Regions from separate parts of the Homo sapiens genome. Here region 2 is linked to region 1. Evidence: chromatin loops called from intact Hi-C (ENCODE). Cell type or tissue: mammary epithelial cell. All regions are shown on one strand. Region 1 overlaps CPA5 (carboxypeptidase A5). Region 2 overlaps MESTIT1 (MEST intronic transcript 1, antisense RNA).

Region 1 (5,000 bases):
GCTGAGGTGGGTGCATCACCTGAGGTTGGGAGTTCAAGACCAGCCTGACCAACATGGAGAAACCCTGTTTCTACTAAAAATACAAAAAATTAGCCAGGCGTGGTGGTGCATACCTGTAATCCCAGCTACTCGGGAGGCAGAGGCAGGAGAATCGCTTGAACCTGGGAGGCAGAGGTTGCGGTGAGGCGAGATCACGCCACTGTACTCCAGCCTGGCCAAGAAGAGAGAAATTCCATCTCAAAAAAAAAAAAAAAGTTCTTATTGAAGTAGTATAAGCACATTGCCAAAATGTAAAAATAGAGGATAGAAAAAATTTACTCCAAATCTGCCTTCTTCTATCTTAGCAGGCATTGCGAATATTTTGGTTTATATTTTTGGGATTTTAGTATCTTGCATTCTTATGCTCAGGGGTCCTTGAGTTTTCATCATTGTAAAAATCTTTCAAATTGAAAGAATAGTACAATGGAGTTTTTAGCTGTTGTTAACACTTGCATGCTCTTTCTGTCTACACACATATGCATACACACAGACATAAACATATCTGTGTATGTGTGTGTTTTTGTGCCTCTGTGTGTGTGTGTGTGTGTGTGTGTGTGTGTGTGTGTGTGTTTAGAAATAGGGTGTCACTCTGTTGCCCAGCCTGGAGTACAGTGGTACGATCATAACTCACTCTCAATCATAGCTCACTCTAGCCTCCAACTCCCGGGCTCAAGCAGTCCTCCTGCCTCAGCTTAAGTAGATGGGACTGCGGGCATGCGTCACCAAGCCTGACTAATTTTTTAATTTTAATTTTTTGTAGAGATGGGGCCTTGCTTTGTTGCCCAGGCTGGTCTCAAACTCCTGGGCTCCAGCGACCCTCCTGCCTTGGACTCCCAAAGTGCTGCGTTTACAGGTGTGAGCCACCATGCCCAACCTGCATATGTGTTATTACTGTTGGCCTTTAGTTTTGATAGTTGGCCTTAAGGAACCCAAGGGTACAGACTAGAATGCCTGGTTCTTATCTCACCTCCACCACTTGTTAGCTTTGCCATTAAGTCCCTTTACCACTCCAATCTGCTTTAGCTCTAAAACAGAAATAGCTCATTTCTGTCCTGTTTTCAGGTCATCTGACCAGATCAAGTGAGATCATGAACATAAAGAAGCTTGGTCAACTAAGGCTCTAGCCCCAAATAAGTTATCAGCAAGACTTAGTTGTGGCCCAGTGCTGCAAACAAAGGGCAACTCGCGTTAATGAGGATGCTTTCTCAGCATCCTCTGTGGCAGACGACCTGAGTACTTCCCACACTGGACAGTCTGTGCTGAATCCTGGGGTGCCTTGGCTCCTGGATGCCATTATAAGGGCATGGGCTTGGGTGAAGGACACTAGCTCATCTCACTGTGACCCAAGCAGAGAAAAATGTCCCAAGATTATGTAGGTGGTCTGAGCAGTGAGTGAGTGGTTAACCCAACCAGGCATTATACTGCCCTCTGTATGGGCAGCGGGAAGTACCATGTAAGGCTTGAATGCTTGACTCCACGTTGATACCCAAGGACATTGCTTTTGGCTCATCAAGACTTGTGTTTAGGAGATAAGTGAAAGACCATTGGCACATTAATCATATTGATTTGGACTGACTTTGGCCATGCCTGGCTTTCTGAATGGCTTGGATACCAGTTGTCTAGGCTGTTTCCTAGAAGTGGAGTTAATGTTGGGGGTCAGAGGAACCCTCTGCTTCCCCCAGGGGGGTCAGTGCACATGGTTCACCTTGGGTCCTGACTCAACAGAGTGTTTATTAAGTGCAAAAGCAATGTTGGCAGTAGACTGTGAGCACCTTTTTTCCCCCAAAAACACCTTCAAATCCATTATTACATTTTATCCTATGAGGTGGCAAGGCAGATATTGCTTTCCCAATTTTCAAGCTGAGGAAACTAAGGCCACAGTAAATTCCACAGCCAGTTAGTGGCAGAGGCAGACCTAGAACCCAGCTCTCTGGACTCCTTGCCCTGTGATCATTTGGGAAATGGCAGCATGACTGCCAGCTTGCCAGGCAGAAGAATCAGCCAGCAACCTGGACCTTCCTTCTGTTGTGCAGTTCACACTCATGGTGGCTCATTCTCCTGTGTTGCTGCTGTCTTTATGCACAGCCAGTGGAGGCAGGGCTCAGAAGAGGCATAGCCAGCCCAGCTCTCCCCTTCCTTTCCAATATGTGTTCCCCATCACCCAGGTGCTGCTGGATGAGGAAAGACAGGCCATGGCGAAATCCCGCCGGCTGGAGCGCAGCACCAACAGCTTCAGTTACTCATCATACCACACCCTGGAGGAGGTAGGTCTGGCCGGGCAAGCTCTGGGCTCTCTTGTGTCTTTGGGCCCCTTAGGGTCTCCTGACTCAGTCAGAAACTAGTGAAGGACTCCAGGGTTTATGGGAAACTGTGACTGACACTTAGGGACTGTACAGCAGACATTAGGTTAAGGTCTGTTAGGCAGAGAGTCATATTCAAAGAGATCTGGAAGCCAGAATTCAGATAGAGGGGACAGTAGTTCAACTGTACAGCCCTAGACAGGTACAGAGCAGAGTAATGGGTCTACTAGGCAGAACACTAACGCAGGGACCCATTATGGGCCAGAATAGAGCAGGTAGAAGCTACCTTCATCTTGACAGAGCAGGAGCGTCGCCATCTTGAACAAACACCACCATTCTAAGTTCCCCTGGATTAAAAAACTGCCTAAATCCAGTCCTTATAGTTATAAAAAGGACAAAAATCAGCCAGAAGCCCCTCCTGGGTTTATTTCTCTAAAATAAACTTGTCCTTGACTGTGAAGCCACATTTTGTGTTTCTTTCCTCTTTCTTTAACTCTTACACATATCCAATCCTCCAGCTAGGGACCTAGGGCTCTCAGCCCGTGACCAGTCCTTGTGTTCAGTGGCCCCAGCCATGGGTGCTGGGGTATATAATATGAGGGGCAGGAAGCCAGGCACATTGGACAGCCATGTTTGTAGAATAAAAGGGAGGTGCCTTCACTTGGAGAAAGTTCATGACCACAGTTAGAGCCAGCCAGGGTAAGTGACTTGTTTATAAAGGAGAATGTACACAGAGGGTGCAGGGATGCCCACTCCAGAAAGGAACTCAAGGCACACGTCTCATTTTGCGTGTCAAAGGACATGACCTTCTTGATACCATCCATCTATTATCATCATCGCTTTTCCCACTTCACAAGTCATGCAATAGAGCATCCATTTTCTTTCATATATTTGTTAATTCAATTACATGTATTGAAAGAACAAGAGAATGAAATAATACAGTCTGTCACTATTTATTGATGCCAAAGATAAATAAAACAAGAACCCTGCCTTCAAGGGGCTTACAGTCTAAAAGGAGCGAGAAGATAAAAACAACACTACAAAGCCTGTCAGATCTGTCAAACGGATTGAATGGGCCAAAGAATGGAGACAAGAGAGAATTTCTAACCAGAGAGAGCCATGTGGGTCAAGCCTGGGGATTTGAGCAGGCTCAGCACACACTGTTCTTCCAGGCAAAGGCATAGCTCTGCACAGAGCAAGGAGCCTGGGAATCCAGCAAGATCACAACTCACTTCCTTTAGCTCTGAGGGAGTGCTCTATTTTTGCAATTCTTTATCTGGGTTCTTTTAGACCCTCGAGGGTCTAAATACCCAAAGCATTGAAGAGAGTGGGAAGGGACAGGGAGAACATTCAGAGAGGCCCCAGTGTTCATCCCTCTTCCTGCTTAACTGCCAATCTTACACACTTCTTTCCTTTCAGATATATAGCTGGATTGACAACTTTGTAATGGAGCATTCCGATATTGTCTCAAAAATTCAGATTGGCAACAGCTTTGAAAACCAGTCCATTCTTGTCCTGAAGGTAAAAGCCCACAATGTCAACCTGTAGACTCTACCTTGAGGGCCTCTGGCATAAGATTGATCTCATATGGGGTAGTGGCTGGGCGGGAGTTTTGCGGAGAAGGACAATTTGTCTACTCCTGTCCCCAGGTGACCCATAAACTTTGGGGTTGTGGCATTCAGAGATCCACCCTTGTAGTATGAAGAGGTGACAGTGTGGTGACCTAGCCTGTCCTTGGTCAGGAAGTAGGTGGGAGGATGGCTAAGGAGTTGGGGCTGCAGATTGGCAGTTGTCACCCTGGACTTGGGGTGTGAGTGTGGGTGAGCTGGCGTTCTATTACCTCAGTTGCTTCATCTGTTCAATGGGAAGAGAGGTACACAGAAGGCCCATTTGCTAATGAGGTCATCTGGCTTAGACAGCCCTACAGACATGCCTGAGTCTATAGAGAAGCCTCCCAGCCCTTCACAGGAGCCACTGGAACAGAATTCAAGCAACTCAGGACCCTGCAGTTCCTTGGGTCATGAAGGAAGTAGGAGATGTGAATGCAGAGCCCATCAGAAAGCAATTCTTAGTTTGCGCCCAAAAGGGCACCCGGGAGTGTGGACCCTGCGGGGCGTTTAGCATCAGCTGTCAGGAAGGGCAGGTGCCTGCTGCTGCTCTCAACGATTCTCTGATGGGCTCCTCCGAGCAGCCAAGTGGACCCACCTAACTTGGGATTTGACTTAACCTGTCCCTGCTTCCATTTCTCCAGGGGCCATGGTCTTCTCTCTCTAATGTTGTCTGAAGCCTTGCTATTCAAAGCACGGCCCCTGCATGGCAGCATCAACATCACCTGGGAGCTTATTAGAAATGCCAAACCTCAGACCCCTCCCCAGACCTACTAAGTCAGAATCTGCACTGGAATAAGATCCCCAGGAGACTCATGTGCCCATTAGAGTTTGAGAAACCCTGGTCTTAAGATACTTTCAATCCTGGGAAATTCTGTGCTTCTGGATGGATCACTTTGCTCGCCAATGGCACCACCATATTTTCAAAGGCCCTCACACGTGTGCACTTTTGGGCACATGGACAGGTACCTGCACACACACCCTCTTACCCAGTGCTTAAAGCTGCCCCAGGCACTGAGGATGCCTCAGGGACCTCCTTCCAGGTAGCCCAGAG
Region 2 (5,000 bases), 130 kb after region 1:
CAAATAAAGTGTTTCTGAAAAAGGTTGCGTTGCTCTAGTTCTAGCAACGTGCTCACTCTGCAGCTGTGGGATCTCTGGGTGCCATCTTGTTTTCCTGCCACTCTCCCTATTCCCTGGCAGACCCTGTCCCCTTGGAATGCCCACAGAATTTTGATCATAGCTAAATTACATCATTTATCACATTACTTGTTGTCAGCTTATGCGTTTATCTCTACCACTGGATTGCAAGCTACTTGAAGTTCTTAATAAGAACAGCGGCAGCAATAATACAGTGCTTCTTGTGTGCCAGGCACCCCACCAAGTGCTTTACACATATTAACTCATTTAGACCTCACACGTCCCTCACAATATCTTGGTATCTTCATCTCTCACAACTCATTAAACATTCTATGGTTGTCTTTCAATTTAGATCTCTCTTCTTCAAAAGGAGTTTTTAAGAAAAATCTATTACTGGCTTGTAATATATCAATCTCTAAGCAAAAATACTCGTAACATTCATATAATAAGAACAGATTACATGGGATAAAAGTAGGATCATTTTCTCATTTAGCCTGACATCAAGAGTATTTATTTGGCTTTCTATACCATTAGTTTAAATTAGAACACTCTATTTCCATCCACTAGAGTAGAATAGCTATGTGTTTTCCCTTTAAAAGATAAATTAACTCTGTAAGCATTAATACTTTAAAAAATGACTAGTGGTTTTTCAAATATTTTAGTTCTACCAAACTGATGAATAGATAAACATGAGCAGATAGATCTGGATTTAAATCTTGATTCCACAATTTACCAGCTCTGTGACCATGGGCAAGCTCCTTAATCTTTCAAAGCCTGTTTTCTCATTAGTAAAATTAGGATAATAATAGTTCTTTATAGGGTAATCATCAGAAGTTAAAAATGTACATATGAGAAATTCAGCACAGAGTCTGGCACAAAGCGATTAACAAATATTTGCTGTTATTCATTCTTATCATCATTATTATAAAATGTTGGGTTGAGCTGGGCATGACGGTGCATGCCTGTAATACCAGCTATTTGAGAGGCTGAAGCAGGAGGATTTCTTGAGCTCAGGAGTTTGAGGCTGCAGCAAGCTATGATCGCACCACTGCACTCCAGCCTGGGAGACAGGGTGAGATCTCTTGTCTATAAAAAGAAAATTAAAATGTTGGGTTGGCAAAAGGGACATAGAAATGAGTAAGATGCTGTCCTTGTCCTCAAGAAGCTCAGCTCTGTGGTAGGAGAGACAAGACAGGTCTGCAAACATCATCACAAAACAATGTGATAAGGCAACAGAGGGACAGAGAAAGCACAGAGGAGGGAGGGATCATTTCCATAGGAAAGTTTCATGGAAGGCTTGCAAGAGGATGTGAAAATTACATTGATTTTTAAAGAACGAGGAGGAATTTTTTAGGTAGCCCAAGTGGGACAGGACATAGCTGGTCCTGGAGAACATGTGTAAAGGCACGGAGAAAGGAAACTGCATGGTGTTTTGGGAGGAACTATAATTAGTAATGTTTGGTCAGATCATGAGGTTTTGGTGGGGGTGGGTAAGATGGAGGTGGTAAGATAGAAGATTCTAGAGGAAGTCAAGGCAAGGACCAGATTTTGAAGTGTTTTGCATGCGGAGCTGAAGAGCTTGAATTTAGCACCAGCAATAGGGTGTCAGTAAAGAGTTTTATAAGAGAGATGTGATCAGATTTGCATTTTAGAAAAATCACTTTGGCAGGTTTGTGAATGATGGACCAGAAATGTGTGATGGTGGAGACTTGGAAGCCAATTAGGAGGCAGTAGTCCAGGTGAGAAATAATGCCCCGAACAAGGGCAAATGGCATTAGGAATGGAGGGGAGCAAGCTGAACTCAAGAGACCCTTGGGAGGTAAGATGAAAAGGATGGGGAGGAGGGAACTTGTTGGGATCTGTATCTAAGGGTACCCGACCCCTTGGTCTCATTCCACTGTTCCACAGGGGTTGGTGACAGTGTGTGGGAGACAGGGGTGGACAGAAGTGCGTTAACCAAGATACAGACTAGAGAAGGAAGCGTCAGTTCTTAGGACAGGGGTCAGTTTGTAGTGTGGGAAAGAGGAGGTGAGAAAGGGTAGTGAATTTCACCTGGCCCTTGTTGAGTATGTGATGCCTGTGTTCGCCATGTGAACAGCAGAAAGCAGCAAATATAAGGATCGAGAGCACGGGGTAGAGAGAGGGCTGGCGATGGACACCATCTTTAGGGTAATTGCGAAATTAGGGGAAGGGCTGAAATACGGAAGGCTCGCCGAAGATCTCTAGGTAGTTAATAACTATCAAAATGTCACTTCTTTGGCCTTCACTTTTATTATGTAAAAGTACTCAGATCAGGCCGAATACAATTTTATTCTCTTTATCCAATGCCGGAGGCTATTGTCGAAGCCACGGCCTGCCATTTCATACCCTTTGCAATAGGTGGCGCTGACGCCTGGCAGGGAGAAGGCGGCAGCACATGCTGGGCTCGGGGGCGATGGGCTTGTGCGCGGACCTGGCGACGCTCTAGCCCCGAGCCGCGTATTCGTGGCCGGGTCCTCCCTGGGAACAGGGTGAAGGCCGAGAACCTCTGGCCTCAGGAAGCGCATGCGCAACCGGTTCTCCGAAACATGGAGTCCTGTAGGCAAGGTCTTACCTGAATCAGGTAAGAGGCGGGCGGGGAAGGAGTGGAGCCTCCCCGTGCACCCTCGCAGCCCGCTCCAGGAGTGGGACTAGCCCTCCTTGGGGGTGTGGCTCGTGTGCGTGGGCCACACCAGTCCTAGGGGCAGGTAAGTGCGCGTGGCCCAGGAGGCGTGAGGCTGTGCTGGCGAGGGGAGGGCTCCCGGGGCGCGTGGGTGCCCATACGAGGTGCGCCGCCGCCGGTCCAGAAGAGGGCCACGTGGGCGAGAGCCTCGGTCGTCGCCTCCCAGCACCTCGGGGTCGTAGAGAACACAAAAGTCACACAACCCTCGCCGAGGCTTGACCCCCGCGACAGAGTTTAGTCATTCCGTTAGCTGGCTCCACCCGCCCTCCTGGGCGTGGGGACTCGATTTCTTGGGAGGCTGCGCCTTCCTACTTGTGGGACAGCCAGCCTTGGAGGTTGGAAAGGTCGCAGGCACACGGGTGTGACCGAGTGGTAGAGGGCGTGGCTGTTCCGGGTCGGAGCTGCAGGTGTCGGTCCAGGTCCAGGCGCTGGGGTCACCAGGGCGGAGAGCGGCAGTGGTGGCGCGGCTGGGGGCCTGGTTCAGGGAGGGGGACAGCTGAAGAAGGTGTGAGGTGAGGAGAGCAGTCGAGGAAAACGGAAGCACCTGCTCCTGGTTGACTCATTCTGGCTGGAGGCATAATCTAATGTGGGAAGGTAGTAACAGGAAAAAAAAAAAAAAGCGAGAAAGAGCGACTGTGCCTGTGCTGAAGCCCTTTCCTCCTCCTAGCTCCCAGGCAGCTAGAAAATTGCCTGTCTGAAAGAAAGTAGCTGTTTTCCTTAGGGGACTGTGGTGAGTGACAAATGAGATGATATATGTGAAAGGGTAAAGAGCTATAAAAATGCAAGATTCTATTACTTAATTAGAATCCTTCAGCCTATTTATCTGTTTGAGTGGATAAAATGTCCTCTAGGTGTGGGATAGTGGGGCAGGAGTACCTGGTGAAGAAGTACCAGCTGTGGGATAATGGGATGTGTGGAGTAATGCAGAGGGTGTGTGAAGATAGTTTAGGGGTGCCCACTAATACTGTCACCTGGAGAAACAACCATCTGTCATTTAGGTTCATCTTATTTGGGTAAGAGATTATTCAGTTCCACTGCTTCCCTCGTCTGCCACTCATCTTTTGAGCTTTTTACAGCCAAACACTTTTACTCAAAAATGGGCCTGAAGAGGAACACACCAGTAGCTTCAGGGATATATTGGTTAATTTGTTTTTGTTTGGTTTTGTTTTTGAGATGAAGTCTCGCTCTGTCACCCAGGCTGGAGTGCAGTGACGCCATCTCATCTCACTGCAACTTCTGCCTCCGGGACTCAAGCTATTCTCCTGCCTCAGCCTCCCAAGTAGCTGGGACTACAGGCACACACCACTACACATGGCTAATTTTTGTATTTTTGGTAGAGACGGGGTTTCACCATGTTGGCCAGGCTGGTCTCGAACTCCTGACCTGAAGTGATCCGCCTGCTTCAGCCTCAAAGTGCTGGGATTACAGGCATGAGCCACTGCGCCCGGCCACATTGGTTAATTTGGTTGAGAGCGGGCTCGATGTGATTTTATTGATGATAATGTCTTCAATTTGCCTTGCCCTCAGTACAAAGCAGCATGTTGTACCAAGGGTTCTGGGCTGAGGGACATAACTAGGGAAGACTGAGCTGTGAATTTGTCCCCTCAGTAGAGGATCACCCTGGCCAAGTTCCAGTTCATCTTGGAGCCTTATTTTACATCAGATGGGAAAAGACCTTGCAGGTCATTCATTGTCTTACATGCAGAGCTCGCATACCTGCCACAGGGTTACCCAGCCCCCAGTGGACAGAGAATTTGTCCCATACCAAAATGGCTGAGCCACCCAATCCCTCTAGACAGCCCCTATGTTGGAAAATTCTTTATGTTGAATCGACATCTGTTTCTCTACAATTTGCACTCATTGGAGCCATACAGAATAAAATGTCTAATGCTGCTTCCACAAATATTTGAGGACTGCTAACACATTTCCTTCTTCTACTTACTCCACAAGGCTTCTTTTCTTCAAACCAAACATGCCCATCTATTTCAAACAGGGAGGCAGTGTGGAGTAGTGGAAAGAAGGCCAACTTTGGAGCCAGGCACATCTGCGTTCAGTTCCCAGCCCCTTCACATCCTAACACTTAGCGTTCCGAGCTGCCGTATCTCTCTCTGAAATCTGTGAGTGAAAATACTCATCTAGCCAGGCTACTGTGAGGATCAGGGATATGTTGGGTGAAGATCCATGCTCATGGTAGGAGCTTAAAATACGAGAACTGTTACACCTTCAGTTTGCAATTCATTTA

Evidence for each region. Hi-C counts contacts between places; a loop is a spot of excess contacts. Peaks named below come from ENCODE experiments on the same cell type or tissue, not always from the same donor. Only the 100,000 strongest peaks of a DNase experiment are listed, where the experiment ranks them.
Region 2: it touches region 1 in a loop (3-fold over the local background); 12 of 110 quality-filtered maps call a loop at or near these places.

The regions. Positions count from the first base shown.
Region 1 is chr7:130,357,385-130,362,384 of GRCh38, forward strand. CPA5 (carboxypeptidase A5) reads left to right here. Exons shown (of 13, transcript NM_080385.5): 6 at 2,205-2,303; 7 at 3,759-3,860. Among named protein-coding and RNA genes, the nearest start is that of CPA5, 15 kb to the left of the region's middle. In mammary epithelial cell, a CTCF peak has its summit at 2,224; a DNase peak (open chromatin) is centred at 2,287; H3K27ac peaks cover 1,514 bases.
Region 2 is chr7:130,483,737-130,488,736 of GRCh38, forward strand. MESTIT1 (MEST intronic transcript 1, antisense RNA) reads right to left here. Exons shown (of 2, transcript NR_004382.2): 2 at 2,306-5,000. It also overlaps a transcript of MEST not described here. Among named protein-coding and RNA genes, the nearest start is that of MESTIT1, 4.7 kb to the right of the region's middle. RefSeq lists an enhancer at 3,074-3,123 and a silencer at 3,211-3,430. In mammary epithelial cell, a CTCF peak has its summit at 2,437 (motif pointing right); no DNase peak of the experiment used is centred here; H3K4me3 peaks cover 865 bases.